Regions from separate parts of the Mus musculus genome. Here all the other regions are linked to region 2. A link is a loop called in an ENCODE intact Hi-C map of the cell type or tissue named here. Cell type or tissue: heart. All regions are shown on one strand.

The links. A loop is a pair of places that touch in the nucleus more often than their neighbours do. Peaks named below come from ENCODE experiments on the same cell type or tissue, not always from the same donor. Only the 100,000 strongest peaks of a DNase experiment are listed, where the experiment ranks them.
Region 1: a loop joins it to region 2, with 11 times the contacts of the local background. A loop is called at or near these places in 9 of 42 quality-filtered maps.
Region 3: a loop joins it to region 2, with 4 times the contacts of the local background. A loop is called at or near these places in 4 of 42 quality-filtered maps.

The regions. Positions count from the first base shown.
Region 1 is chr4:14,432,647-14,437,646 of GRCm38, forward strand. It overlaps the pseudogene Gm11836. Among named protein-coding and RNA genes, the nearest start is that of Gm2560, 140 kb to the left of the region's middle. In heart, a CTCF peak has its summit at 3,083 (motif pointing left); no DNase peak of the experiment used is centred here.
Region 2 is chr4:12,536,415-12,541,414 of GRCm38, forward strand. No RefSeq gene overlaps it. Among named protein-coding and RNA genes, the nearest start is that of Gm46846, 360 kb to the left of the region's middle. In heart, a CTCF peak has its summit at 2,371; no DNase peak of the experiment used is centred here; H3K4me3 peaks cover 256 bases; H3K27ac peaks cover 303 bases.
Region 3 is chr4:13,096,542-13,101,541 of GRCm38, forward strand. It overlaps Gm11820 (a long non-coding RNA gene), which reads left to right. Exons shown (of 9, transcript XR_390410.3): 4 at 1-66; 5 at 209-309; 6 at 4,515-5,000. Among named protein-coding and RNA genes, the nearest start is that of Gm11820, 7.7 kb to the left of the region's middle. In heart, CTCF peaks have their summits at 2,509 (motif pointing right) and 4,558; no DNase peak of the experiment used is centred here; H3K27ac peaks cover 151 bases.

The DNA.
Region 1 (5,000 bases), 1.9 Mb after region 2:
GCTTTGATATAATAACAGAATAAAAACCTGCCAAGAAAAGAGCAGTGATTAAAAAAAAAAAAAAGACACAAGTTTTATTTGTTTGCATATTACAAGTAGATTATAAACTAATTTTGCAAACTTAAAGGCATTCCCACTAGCAACACCTACACAGGTTTTTTTTTTAAGCTGAATCATATCACATCAAACTTTAAAATGTACCTTTTCATGCAAAGCAGGCATGAATATATGCTCTTGCTCTTCACTAGTTTTCTGCCTAGCTTTCTAAGTGGCAACTGCTACATTCTATCACTCACTCAGAGAATGATGCCAACATTCAGTAGTTGCACATCTGGTTTCATTTTGCTCTCTCGTCCTCATCTTTGATAACCCAACTTGCAGACTTCTGTTCTTTTCTGTCAATTTCTAAAACTTCCAAAGTGGCAGGGGAAAGCACTTATCTGCACGTATCAGCAATGTTAAATGGAAATGAGAATGGCCTTGTCTGGGGGCTGAAACACTTAATACTCTGCTGAGAAGAAAACTAGTCATTTATTTTGGTACAAATGCTGATCAATCAATGAAATATCTCATGAAGACAAAGACCTGACAATATGACCAATAACCCTGCCCTGCTTTTTTATGAAGACCTATCTAGGTTACCTTCATCAGAAAAGAAAATTTAGCTCATTATTTTTCCCCATAATTTGTTTATGTGAGGAAACATTCAAATTAATGTTATTGACATAAACACATAGCTTACTTAGACTAAGTGCAGAGCATAATATCATGTGATTCCAAACTTAATCTGGAGGTGTGGTCTTAGGGTTTCCTGGGAAGTGGACAATGCTGAGAAAAGCTAATTTTCAGTGGGCATCCGCAGCTTCTTGAGCTTGAACTTCAGAGCCTCCCAGGCGCAGAGGCTCTTGGTCTGCATTGTGTGAATACTAAGGAGACACCAATCATTGCCTAGGAAGCATAGTACACTTCTTTGATTGTCATTCTTCCTTATCAGACAGGATGCTCCATGATACCTGGCATTTTTCCCTTTCATATTTCCAAACCTTCATTTTCTACTAAAACTATAAAATAAATCAGAGCTCAACAAATATTTGCTGAATAAACTGATCACCCTCACTGACTGGTACATTTTCACCAAATGCGTTTTATTGAGTTCACACACAGATGGGTGCAAACATGTCTGGCACAAAGACTCCTGTTGGCCATTACTGCCGGAAAAGGTCCCGCAGAGCTCAGCAGCCAAGATGTGTGACTTCACCGAGGACCCGACCACAGAATTCAAGGAGGCTTTCCAGCTGTTTGACCGAACAGGCGATGGCAAGATCCTGTACAGCCAGTGTGGGGATGTGATGTGGGCCCTGGGCCAGAACCCTACCAATGCCGAGGTGCTCAAGGTCCTGGGGAACCCCAAGAGTGATGAGATGAATGTGAAGGTGCTGGACTTTGAGCACTTCCTGCCCATGCTGCAGACCGTGGCCAAGAACAAGGACCAGGGAACCTACGATGATTATGTTGAATGCCTTCGTGTGTTTGACAAGGAAGGAAATGGCACCGTCATGGGTGCTGAAATCCGTCATGTCCTTGTCACACCGGGCGAGAAGATGACAGAGGAAGAAGTAGAGATGCTAGTGGCAGGGCATGAGGACAGCAATGGTTGCATCAACTATGAAGAGATGGTGCTGAATAGCTGAGGACATTCTGTATCCCGAGCCTGTTCCTTGCCCAGTGTGATTTCTGTGTGGCCCCAGAGGCTCCCCTGTCACAGCACCTTGCCCATCTGGTTTCTTTTGGATGATGTTTGCCTTCACCAAATAAAATTTGCTCTCTTTGCTCTCAAAAAAAAAAAAGGAAGAAAAGAAAGAGAGAGAGAGAGAGAGAGAGAGAGAGAGAGAGAGAGAGAGAGAGAGAGAGAGAAAGAAAGAAAGAAAGAAAGAAAGAAAGAAAGAAAGAAAGAAAGAAAGAAAGAAAGAAAGAAAGAAAGAAAGAAAGAAAGAAAGGCTCCTGTTGTCTGAAAGATGCAAAGGTTTCCAAATGTTCTGTTTCAGGCCGTGTCACTATGCTGTTGATCTGTTCCCTAGGACTTGTGGTTAAGGTATTTTAGACTGTTCTATAGATGAAATGTTTGTGTCCTCTTGGAGTTCACATCAGGAAGCCTAATACAAATAAAATGGTTAGACTAGTATTTTGTGGAGAGTTTTGAAGAAAACTTGCTCTTAAAGGTTAATCCTTCATGAATGACCTTAACCAAAGAGAGACAAGATTCATCCATTCATATTCTTCCCCATCCTTCACCCTTCTTGACCACTGTGAAATAATATAGTGAAAAAAGCAGCCAACATCAGAAAAGAGGCAGAAAGAGAGCCTTTATTGGGCATAAGATCTGTGAGAGCCTTGCTCACAAACTTCTCAGCCTTGAGAGCAGTCAGAAAATACATTTCTGTCTTCTGCACCACCCCATCTATGATATCTTGTCACGCTGCCTTTGATGGACTAAGACAGACATAGAAAAATGACCATGGCATGAGAAAGACAATAGCCTGAGAAAAAAGTGGCCCTTCTGCTTTATGTAAAATCAAATCAAGCTCTTGAGATTATGATCTGATGGCTGCCACAGAAGGGCGCTGTAAATTCCTCACAGTCCATTTTCTAGTGGTTTTAGAACTTAATTGTCTTTACTTGGGTCAATAGCATTGAGCATGGAGGGACGTGTGATAAGATGGTTGTGGCGTTTTGTAGGCGATAATTAAAATCCTTGCTTTTTAGCAGGGAAATTGCTTTTACTCACAGTTTTCTTTAGAGCTGAACAGATCATTGAACTGTACTTGCATCCTCCTCTATAAATATGTATCAATACCACACTAGTCATCCTCTGTGCTAAGGAGCTTGTACTGAGCCAGTATTAAAGTTGGCATGCAGGGCTGGGTTGAATATCAAAATGTGTCTCTCTGTAGACCGTTTGTTATGCTGGTTGACTCCCTCATTAAAAATGGAGGAATTATTTACTTCATTTCTGTTTATTTAAAGTGGCTCGGAAGCAACTGGATAGCAAAGCGTTTTCAACAAAGAGAAATAGTGACACCTTGTGGAAGAGTCTAATTTCATCTCCAAGTCTGTTAACATTTCTACCTTCAAAATAAATGTTTAGGAGTACACATTCTCTCCCTTGGGAACAAGTGTACCTTTATATTGGACTTGATACCATATATATTTCATATTATTTTATGGTGCTGCTATCAATCACACTGATTTCCTCTTAAAAAGTAAAATTATTGACATTCTTTAGTGACTCTCCAGGCCTATTATTGTAAATAATAATGGTGACTACAAGAGATTTATCCTTCCAACCTATATCCATCTAAACATACTCTGAAGCAGTAACAATGTGCTCTGTGAAGCATTGGAATCAAACAACACGGAAATACAGGGAATTTTATAATAATCAACAGCACTTACCACTGCTCTTGACAGGCTTTGCCTATTTTGCATATAATTTCCAAAACTGAATTAAAACACATATAAGTACCAAGTACCCAAATGACCATATATCCAAATATTGAGTGAGTAGTAAGCTGGTGTGAAGCTACCAGCAGCTAATGTTAAAATTCTATGGCTATTAATTATACTGCCAATCCTGGATGAGTCCCTTGCAGCTATGGTGAACTTCTGGTGCTTACTCAAGTAGTCTCCCCAAAGGTCCACAGAAATCAGGCCTGAGATGTAGTTCTCACCTTCCTTCTGGGTTCCAGTAGATGTGGGTTTAAGTCTCCTGTATAACACCGGACAAGTTTCTGAACGTCTATCACTATATATCTAGCAATGGACCACTAAGCTTTTACTAACTGAATGATGTATTTTAAATATTGAGGCAGCATTGCCAGAAAACTATTCTTTCTCTTTTCCAGTGTTACCTTTCTCTGTTGCTGCTTCTCTGGGTCACACACCGGGACTTCTTTGAGTAAGTTTCTTGAATGATGCTGTTTTACATGGAAAGTGAGAGCAGATCCTCCCCACACTGCAGTCTAGAGTTTGAGCAGCATCTCGGACTAACCAAAAACCGGACTCTGCCATTTACCACCTGTGTGATCTTGAGCAAAGTACCAAACTTCTCTGGGACCCTGTTTCAGAGCACTTAATAAATGAGGATTGAGCATTGTCCTACCTCCTACAGTTCTATCATGAGGATTAAATGTGTTAATGTATGCAAAGCACTGACTGGCACCAGGCAAAAGCCACGTAAGCATTCACTATTAGTGTAGCATTGTATAAAATAAGTGATAAAGAAAACATTTGGCCTACTCATTAAAATGATCTTCAGGGTGTGTGGAGGGGATGGCAGGGGTCGGGGGGGGGGAGGAAAGGCATTTCACTTCCAAATGTGACCAGCCCAGGGAAGACCATCAGAGTCAGATGCTAGACTATTCCAGTGCTACTACTGGTCACTTTGGTGTGCTTAACTGTTTATGAATACATACGCTCAACTGGAATATGTAATTCATTTTATCCTTTTTAGATAGATAAAATCACAGTTTGAGCTTAAATTATGTTCTCTGCTGTGATGTAGACATGGTTGGATATTTTCCAGCCAACAGAAAGAGGACGATCAGCTTGAGCCTATTTGGGTAAGAAACTGAAGCAGATCTCAGGAAATAACTCATCCTGAGAGAAAAAAAATCTCAAATAAATATGCCCAGTAGCAAAGTCTGTGATCTCTACACAGGCAGCAGAATCTTTCTCACTAGAGTGACTTCTAGTCCCCTTCTCAATTTATTGAATACTGTTTGTTTTATTGATTTTTGCCATTGTTGTTCATTTGTTAGAGACTTGTTCTTTCTGTATTTTAAAAACTATTTCAGAAGAAAGTTTAAAATGCACCTTATATTACTGACTAACATTCACAGCCATTAACTAGGTAGCACTGGGTAAATTCTTGGATGTTCTCAAATACCTTATCTATTAACATTCTGCCTTTCATTTACAATTTTATTGGTGGTTTGTTTTTT
Region 2 (5,000 bases):
TAGAAGGAAATGCAGTTTTTACTGCATGGATGTGCAGGTGCGTACACACACACACACACACACACACATACAAAAAAAGAGAATGCTTTAAAAGTAATCATCTATGAATTTGTTAAGCACTTTCAGGTAAGTACTTTATGCACCTACTAATGCTAATGCTCACAACCGTCCTATAAGGTCCTAGGCAAGGGGAGATTTTGGTCATAGTGTAGTGAAGGAAATCCAAGGACAATGTGTGATCCCAGCATCAGATGTAATTGTCAACAAGAGCCTGAGACTGCCCATTCTGAACCGCATGTGAGGTGATGGGAGGACCAAACTCTGATTGATGCTGTTGAGCATCAGTCAAGATCATCAGAGTTTAATATGTAGGCATGTAGTAGCCAAACTCGTATGAATATTCAGTCTCTTGTTAATTTATAAAGAATTAGGACTTAAAAAGGATGCAATCTCACCACGCTATTAGGTTAAGCTCTCCTACAACAAACCAGAAAAAAATGTATTGTAAATTAGGCCATTTTGGAATCCGTGCAATTTAAATGGTTGAGTTATTTTATGTTAGGAAAGTGACTGCACAATATTCATTAGCTAATTTTCATGATGTTTTGTTGTTGTTGTTGTTGTTTTTTTAACACATTGGGCCAAATTACACTTTCAGAGATGCTGACAGAATTTTAATTAACATAATAGGTCTAAATTCAGTTCTTTCTATGGTTGCTTCATTTTGATTCAGGGAGGTGTTGAGCATTATAATTTTCCTTTTTGTAAGGAAGGAAAGCCAGTTTCTGCAGGCTGAATCATGCGCTCACAACCTGCATGAGAATAAGCCCAACACAGGTGTGAGTTTTACCAACGTGAAGTCTAAGCCCTAACAGAGTGGCCGATGGCAGTAAATTATAGCCCCACCTCTCCCTGTATGAAGTACCTCGGCCCCACTCTCTCCCCTGCCCTTACCTGTCTTTTTGTCATCGCTGTTGTCTTATAGAAGTTTACAAGCCTGGAAAAGACAAATATTCGGGTACATTAAACGAATTTGTAAAACATGTACTTTATGAAATATTGTAAGATACATCACATTGTATTGTGTGTATTTCCATTGCAGGTTGTCCCTCCAAAGCATTGCAGAGGCTGACATTGTCACCAGCCCCCAAGGGAAGAAAGCAATAGCATTCATAAAAAAGGGGTCCCAGTGAACTCAGAGTTTATATGCATATGCTTTCTGCTGAAAGCATTGCAGTAATATGAACAACATGTTTTGACCATCTCCTGTCTGAGCCATTTTCCTGTCTGCCAGCTTCCAGGATCATGTGTGATTGTGTAGCAGCACAAAAACCAAATTCTAAGGTGCCTGCAACATCTTACAGCTATTACCTCTGGTCGTGTGGATTTGTGGTTTAAGAAAAAAAAAATATTAGCAGGAGCAAGGGGACACTCAGTACTTAACATAAGCAGCTGTTAATTATAAAACCACAGTCATTTGTATTTTACTAAAAATGTTGATATGACTCTCAAAGAATTTTAAGAAAGCCATTAAATCCCTTTCATCTCTGCATCTGATTTCTACACTTGCCACTTCCTTCTCCCTAAATAATCCCTACTCTCCCTTTTGAGTCCTATTAAGGATCATAAAAACCAATAAAATATCTTTTTGGAGAAAGCCAAAATGTATTTGAGAGAATTAGGGTTGATTAGGGAGATGCTATACTAGATATTATCGCAAATTAGTTCTGTTAAATATGGAGAGGTTGAGCGTTCTGTACATCTCTCTGCAATAAAATACATGGACACGTGTGTGCTCACACATGAGATCCACTGACACAGAGAGCTGCTGGCACCGATCCTTACATGTTTAATCACAGCCCTGCTGTAACAGAAAGAACAGGTTGGTCAAGGATGGGAGGATTTTCTGTAGAAGCTGGAGACATCAATGCACTGTAAGATATTATTTCTTGTCTTCAAGTCTGTCTTTTATTTTGTTTACACAACAAAGTTATTATGCTAATTATGTAGTAATATGCCGCCCCTGAGGACATTCCACGTTGATAGCATCTACTTTAGGATGCAGATTGGGAGCCAATATGTGATTATTGCTATTTCAAAATGATTTGATCACTGCAACAATTTTTCATTCAGAGGGAGTTCTCTGGCTGTACAGCCTTGGTATGGATTTAACAGCACAGTGCAGAAAAAATAATCAGGAGAGTTTGGGGGATTTTTAAAAATGTTCTTCTCAAAGAATATCAATAAATAATATTTTGGAATAGTGAGTCAAGACTAAGCTGTGTATGTGTGTGTGTTTGTACTCTTTCACATGTGCACGATGGAGTGCGGTTGAAAACTCATGTTAATATGTATACAACCTCACTAGGGGGAGCTCTTGGCTGGCTGTTCAGTAGCCTGACCATTGTCTGTAGGAGACAATTTTTCTTTGTTTGAAAATTTACAAGTCATCAATGAAAATGCCACAAATACAGTAGAAGTTTAGGGGGTGGTCACACCACTGGGTTTCAAATCGGGATTTAGGTGAGGAAGGGAAGTCAGTTTCTTCCGTGCTCCCTTTCCCCAGCCATTCTATAACTGCATCCCATCATTTGACAGGTTTCAGAGCTGCTGCAAGTATCTCTCTTTGCCATAGGGCTTTCTGCAGTCTGCTCCTTCTGGGAGTCTCTCCACTGATACTTGGCAATAACAATGAAGATTTTGCAAAGGCCAGGTACTCAGATCAATTAACTAAGCAATGCTCCAAATGTGATCATAGTACCGAACATTATAGTGTTGCTTTAAAACTGGGAACTTTGTGATTAGAGATGCAGACGATCCAAAGAATTTTGGGGTGGGGTGTTAATCAACCGAAGAAATACAAATATTTGTAAAATTTTCTTAAGACAATTACTTTTGGAAGCAAAGCAAAATATGCCAGCCCTAAGGGAACAGTGTGACTGGCTTGGGCAATTCTCATTTTATTATCCTTACTCTGAAAACTCCAATCTCTCCCTCTCCCTCTCCTTCTCCCCCTCCCCCACCTCTCTCTCTCTCTCTCTCTCTCTCTCTCTCTCTCTCTCTCTCTCTCTCTCTCTCTCTCTCTTGTGTGTGTGTGTGTGTGTGTGTGTATCTTTTTAAATCAGAGGAAAAAGAAATAAAGCCAAGTGCCTCTTTCCCTACCATGTTCCTTTCCTTTTTTCTCTACTCTAATGACATTTGGCAGGCTCGGCTGTGTAATGCTCGACTGGTTTTATTGTTGTCTGTTCCCAGTGGGGAATAGTTGACACTGCTCTCTGTTTTCAATTGATATCCATTTTCAACAATATTGCTTTCTATTAGATTCCTGCACAGTTTGTGCCAAGCAAACTGAATATTTACTGGGCTGACCTCAAACCCTTCAAATCAACAAACACTAGAATAAGCAAAAGTATGCATTTTAAAGATCAAATGTTTCTGAATGCTCTTTACAAAATTATTATTTTTAAATGCACCTTGAACTGCAGATTAAATAATATTATGGTATTGCCTCTGTTAGCCCATTTTATTTATTTACTTTCACATGTTAAGTAATGGTATTAAATGTTAAAACACAGTTGTATATATTACTTAGTGAAGGATAATAACAATTCAATAATTTCGTATTTAGCAGACTCCCCTTTTAAGCAATCAAGCATTTTTGGCCCATTACCTTTTAGTGTACACATAGTTTGTAATATCATATTGCATAGGACAACTGAGTTCGACAAAGCAGAAGATGGACAACCACTCCAAGCTTCTTTAGTGCCGGGAGGTTCTGAGTTAGAATTGGAAAGCAAATCCTTTAACCATTGAAAGCCAAATAGCCACTGAATGACATGAATATTTCTAACATCTTTGCTTCACTGTGCTAACCAAAGTTGTCAGAATCTTAATCATACATGCTACCCATCTATTACAGTGCACCAGGCTATAGGGGACAGGTAGGAAATAGACAGCCTTTAATTTTGGAGAAAATCAAGAAAAGGATTAGAAAAGAAAGGGATTTCATATTTTTGAGAAACACCTCGAAACTATTGTCATTTAGCCAAATATGCCTAGTTTCTCTAAAAAACAAAAAGAAAAACAAAAACCAAAGCTTACTGTTCCACCCTTCGGCTGAAGCGGACTATAATCGGATATGTCTACATAAAAGCCTTTGGTAAGTTAAGGTAGCTATTGGCTATTCAAGCAAATAATCACAGGCAGTGACAACAGAAGTACAGAAAGTGCTAACAAGTATTGTGGTGTCTAAAAGATGCTCCATAGATTTGGCTCCCTGGGACCCATGTAAAGGTAGTGTGCACTTGTAACCCCAGCTCTGGGAGAAAGGAGATTGGAAGACTGTGGGATTTTGCTAGCCAGCCAGTATAATGGAAACAACAAAAGGCAGTTTTAATAAGAAAAACTCTGGCTTCCAAGTAAGGTGAAGAAAAATAGAAGAATCTGAAATGTGCCTCTGACTTTTCCTTAGACTGAGATCTCTCTCTCTCTCTCTCTCTCTCTCTCTCTCTCACACACACACACACACACACACACACACACACACTTGCATGTGTGCTTGCACACACACACATGCGTGCACAGACACATACACAAAACACAAAGGGAGAGAAAAAAGATTATAGTGAAAATACAGTCTTTAATGATGTGCACATGACCATGGCTATGACATTACAGAAGATAACCCATTGGGTGAAGTTTGAATCCAATTCATAAGAAAAAAAGACAATGAACCAAAGGTCCCACTTGCAGAGACTGACTTCTCTTTCCAAGCTTGCATTCTTTCTTTCTTTCTTTGTTTTTTTTTCCTTTTTTTTTAAATTTTATTTTATTTTCGAGGCAGGGTTTCTCTGTGTAGCCCTGACTGTCCTGGAACTCACTCTGTAGACCAGGCTGGCCTTGAACTCAGAATTCTGCCTGCTGCTGCCTCCCAAGTGCTGGGATTAAAGGCTCCAAGCTTCCTTAATTTTTTTCCCTTTCCTAATATTTATTCAGTCTGA
Region 3 (5,000 bases), 560 kb after region 2:
CGCTGCGCAGGAACTTGCTTCCTTTTCCAATCCCTTGCAAGACCTGTGTATGGAAAATGACTTTTGGTAATATTTCCAGGCACCTTTAATTTACACACGAATTGTCAGTTATTTCATTTTGAGCGTCATGGGAGTTTTGATGCTGTGTACGTGTCTGCATATATCTGAGGCAGCAGTTTAATCTTTCGGAGCTTTGATTTGTTCACAGACAGGAGCGTGAAGCTAACTTCGGTTTTACTTGGCTAAAGTGTTTCATTGACAAGAATGAACAAATGCCATATAGATCTAGACTTCAGCTACACTTTAAAGGTAGGAGTAGACATTAAATAAATCAGTTCATACCTTAGCACAGTTTTTTATGCATTTTCTTCAGATTTATTTCCTACTGTGAATATTTATTACTTAGAATGAAATATTTAAAAAGAGTCAAAAGTCACTCTCTTGAAATTAATTGCCTTTTACACTAATAGTAACAGTCCTGTGGTTCCCATAATCTTCAGAATCATAATCAAGTTCCAGACAGAGCTTCAGATAACACAATCTTAATAGAATTGAAAGCGAGAAAAAATACTAATTGTATTGACCAGTATATTCAGAATGCACCTGAAAATTCTGTTCTGTCCTCTTAAATAGCAAAGTTAATGTATAATTTCAAGATGCTATCAAGTTACCAAGAAAGTATTTTCCCTCTTGAAATTTGCTAGGATAAATTATCTTCATATTTGAATTATACTCAATTCAAAAAGAAAGCCAAATAAGGAAACTAATCCACGCAGTCGAGCAAGGCCCACGATGGCCCTGAGTCATCTTAGCACAGGGAGAGCATCATAAAGTCCATACTGCACTGTGATCTGTGAACATTAAATAAGAATCAGTGTAACAATACTTGTAGCATCTGAAACATATTACTGTGGGCGGGGATATTAGCTGGATACATAGCAAGTATCAAAAGCTCACCTTCCCTTGACCTGTGCTCTGTCCACACCCATGAGTGAGCATATCTTCCCTACTCATAGGTGTACATACATCTCTTTCTGTTTATATCTCTGTCTCTCTCTCTCTGTCTGTCTGTCTGTCTCTCTCTCTCTCTCTCTCACACACACACACACACACACACACACAAAGAGAGACAGAGATAGAGATGGACAGAGAGAGAGAGAGAGGGAGAACGCAAACCATTCAATTAGGTTAATTGCTTCTAGTTTTTAATAGAAAACATTTCCAACAACTAAGATATGTCCCACCTGTAACATGTTGCCTTATACTCTTGTTAGATAGACAAAGTGTCTCTTTGTCCCATTGTCTTATCCATTCCTTCTAGACAGTAGAATTGGAGAGACATTGCTTTTGTGCAATCTTTCTTCTCTGGCGCAGATTTCCCTGGAGTGACTTAGTTATTTCTTCCCTAGGAATAAAAATGTCTCCTCATCCAAGAGAGAAGACTGTATAAAGGTCCACACATTTCCCCATTTGTGGAACTTTAGCCAAGAACTATCTGTCTCACTTTTAACAAGCAGCACCCACTAGGCAGAACCACGAGGACAAAGCTCTAGATACATTGATAAAATATGGTCTCTTTACTCTACTTTATAAGCAATTTTCTTCATTAATAAGTCAGTTTCAGTAGTTTCAGATAATATAACTTACTTGAAATTAAGGAAAATGAAAATATTATTAAATCTTTGCAAAATCATGGTTTCCTGATAAGAATAAAATAGAAAAGCATAGCATAATTAAAAATTCCTCAGTCCATGTTGTTTAGTATTATAAATAATAAAAAAGATATTTAAGGAAATTAAATACTAAGCTATAAATAGTAGTTTAATTTATTAAAATTGATCCAATCTACATATAATGCAGGATACAATTTACAGACAAAATGGTTAACCCTCTGTCATTAAGAATAGCCAGTGCATTTTAAAACATTATTCTAAAGGCAGTGGCCTTTTTTCTTCTTCTTCTAATTGAGCTGCTTAAGATGAATACAAATGCTAAATTACAGTTGGGACTCAAGTGCACTCAGTCATGTTGCAATTCCTTTGACTTACAGTTTGAGACTGCTTGCCCTCCCCTCTTTGCTAATAGGGTTAAAATGAAGTTACAATGGCACCTATCCGCATAACCAAATTAGAGCAGCTCACATAGGCAGACTCACACACAAATGCACTTATGTAACAAATATATCCCTCAACAGGAAGATGACAGCCATTCAGATAAAATGCTTTTATTATTTACTTTCAACAGGTTTCTATAGCAGTGCCATGACTATTGTTGAATCATTTCAATAATCTTGTTATAGAGCTGGTAATAAAAGAAAAGACACTTTAGTAGAAAGAAATGACCTGCCTTCTGACATCTTTCCAGGCTTCAGTGACAGTGATGTGTAGATTACCTTTCTGTTCAAACAAACAAGACCATTGCTCGACCTTTTAAATCCTAGTTTATAACCTCAAAGGGCTGATGTAGACTTGACAAGGAACACCAACAGTCTACCCTGCAATTTCCCCACTACCAGTAGGGGGGGCAGCTGGTGCAGTTTGACAAGTTAAGTGGAAGGAGATGTCCACGGTAGCTTTATAGCTACCAGGAGACATAATGGCCTCTGCACAGTCCATATCTCTTACATATAAACAAGTAGAGATGAACGATGATGCCTGTATACATAAAAGGATTTTGACCTTATTAAATTAACCAGGGATGGACATCTCACAATTTATGTGTGTGCTTTGTTTCTCAAGGTCCAAAGTGTTTGCCACGTTTAAGTATTTTATCCTATGGCGCTAGATGAAAGACAGTTATTTCTTTGACATTTATATCTATTCTTCCAGAAGAAATTTCTGAAAAATTAGCCCATCCTATCATTTACAAATTATGCTGTCTTCTTCCACTCTCCCATGGGACCATTATTGATGAGACAGTCTTGATATCTGATATCATCCTTATTTTCTCTGTAATGGCAATGAGATATTGTTATATTGAAAACTCTGATGTAAAGGACCTGCAAGAATGAAAACCCTGTATTTATTGGGAAGAAAGAAAGGAATAACAGGCTGCCCGGATGGCTCAGCAATTAAGAGCACTTGCTGCTCTTGCAGAGGATACTGGTTCAAGCCCCAGCACCCACACAGTGGGTTCCTGAGAATCAAATGACCTTTTCTGGGTTCTAGTAGCCATCAGCCATGCATGTGATTCACAGACATGCTCATATGCAAAACACCCATACACACATTTTTTTTTAAAGATGAAAGAAAGAAAAAAAGGAAAGAAAGAAAGATTAAAATTATAATTAAAGCAGAAAATGAATTGTGGCTGGCTGAGAAGTAGGCCAGTGGTTGAACATTTGTGTAGCATGAACAAGGCTCTAGATTCTATCCTCAAAATGCTAAACACTAAGTCAGTGGTTTTATGTTCGTATAATGTGTCTACTTCTTGGCTTTATATGAATGTGTGTGTGCACATGTGTATGATGGTGTGGGTATGGAGATCAGATGATGACATCTGAGAGTCAGTTTTCTTCATCATGTGATCCCAATGATCCAGCCCACATCATGACACTTAGAGGGTGGAGTCTTCACCTGCCCAGCTGTCTTGCTGGGCCCGTTCCATCTCTTTTTAATGCTAATCATTGTGCTAACCAACTCAAATTGTATTTCTGATCTTAAGTGGCCACTCGAATTGGTCCTTCAGTGTCCATGTTGTGGTATCTAGTCTCCCCTCTGTACACAGAGAATTGATGCTTGGTAAATTGGCAGGGTCCTCCCAAGACCTGTCCTCCCTGCATCCGTGTCTGCCTAGAGAGTGAATTAACTGAAAATGTCCTTTACCAGTGTTCAGTGTGTTATCCTTAGGTAAGCATGACTTAGAGTGGAAGGGTATATAACAATATAAGTTTCAGGCAGCAGACAGTCCAGTTAAGACTCCAGCAGGTAGCCGGATTCTTATTCTTATATCCTAAGAATGTTTTGCTTTCTATATTATAATATATAATTATAATATGTAATATAACTATAAAATATTTTATAATGAATATTTTGTTTTTAATAAGAGCCATTTCTCTAATTTTCAGATTTTTAGGCACCTTATCAACAAAGTAAGCCCCACAAATGAAATGGGGTCCTGTAGCATGGTTTCAGTCAGAACACTGGATTTAATATAGAGGTCACTGCAGGGTTTCAGAAGCCTGATATTTTTATGCTAACATAAAGACAATAGTATTCTTATGAGTATTAAGAATTACCATCGTCTAAATTACATGGTATTATATAATTGTGTTCTTATTATTATTTCCAAGATTACTATGCCAATATTATATCTTAGAACATCAACACTATTTGTTTCAAATAAATCAATCCTGATAAGTTTTGTTACTTGGAGAACAATGACAAGGGAATTAAGAGTCAGGAAGAACTTCTTTGTTCTGTTAGAACTATGGAGTTACTTCAGTTCTGAGCTATTTCTCATTGGCTTGTAGATTTTTTTTTATGCCTGATTTTCTTGTTTTGTTTTATTTATAGGGAATGACATCATCCCAGAGTACGCTGCTGCTATTTTAGTCCTGGTGGCAATACATGGTAGAGTTGCATTTGGAAGTCAAAAATTAAGTTATGTTTGTTATACCATTCTAAATAATAGCCATTCACATCACGTAAAATAGCATAAGAAGTAGAATTAACCAGAATGGGCACACAGATAGTCTATGCTATAATACTGATAGACATAACCAAGATAGGCCAGCCTCTCTTCCACTCAATAGCAGAGGACTAGCACATTTACAATGCACGACACTGTTTAGAATTATGTTATGTATCAGTGGTCAGCTTAGAATAGAACTATTGTTGCAACCATGTGATCATATGTAATGTAAGTGTTTGACAACAATAATCAATGCATTTAGTATAAAACGAAAATCTGTTATTTGCTTATGCTGGTGACAGCTGTTCACATAATTTACAATAATTAGATTATAGTAAAGTCTGGGCAAAGTGACACTTAACATTTCT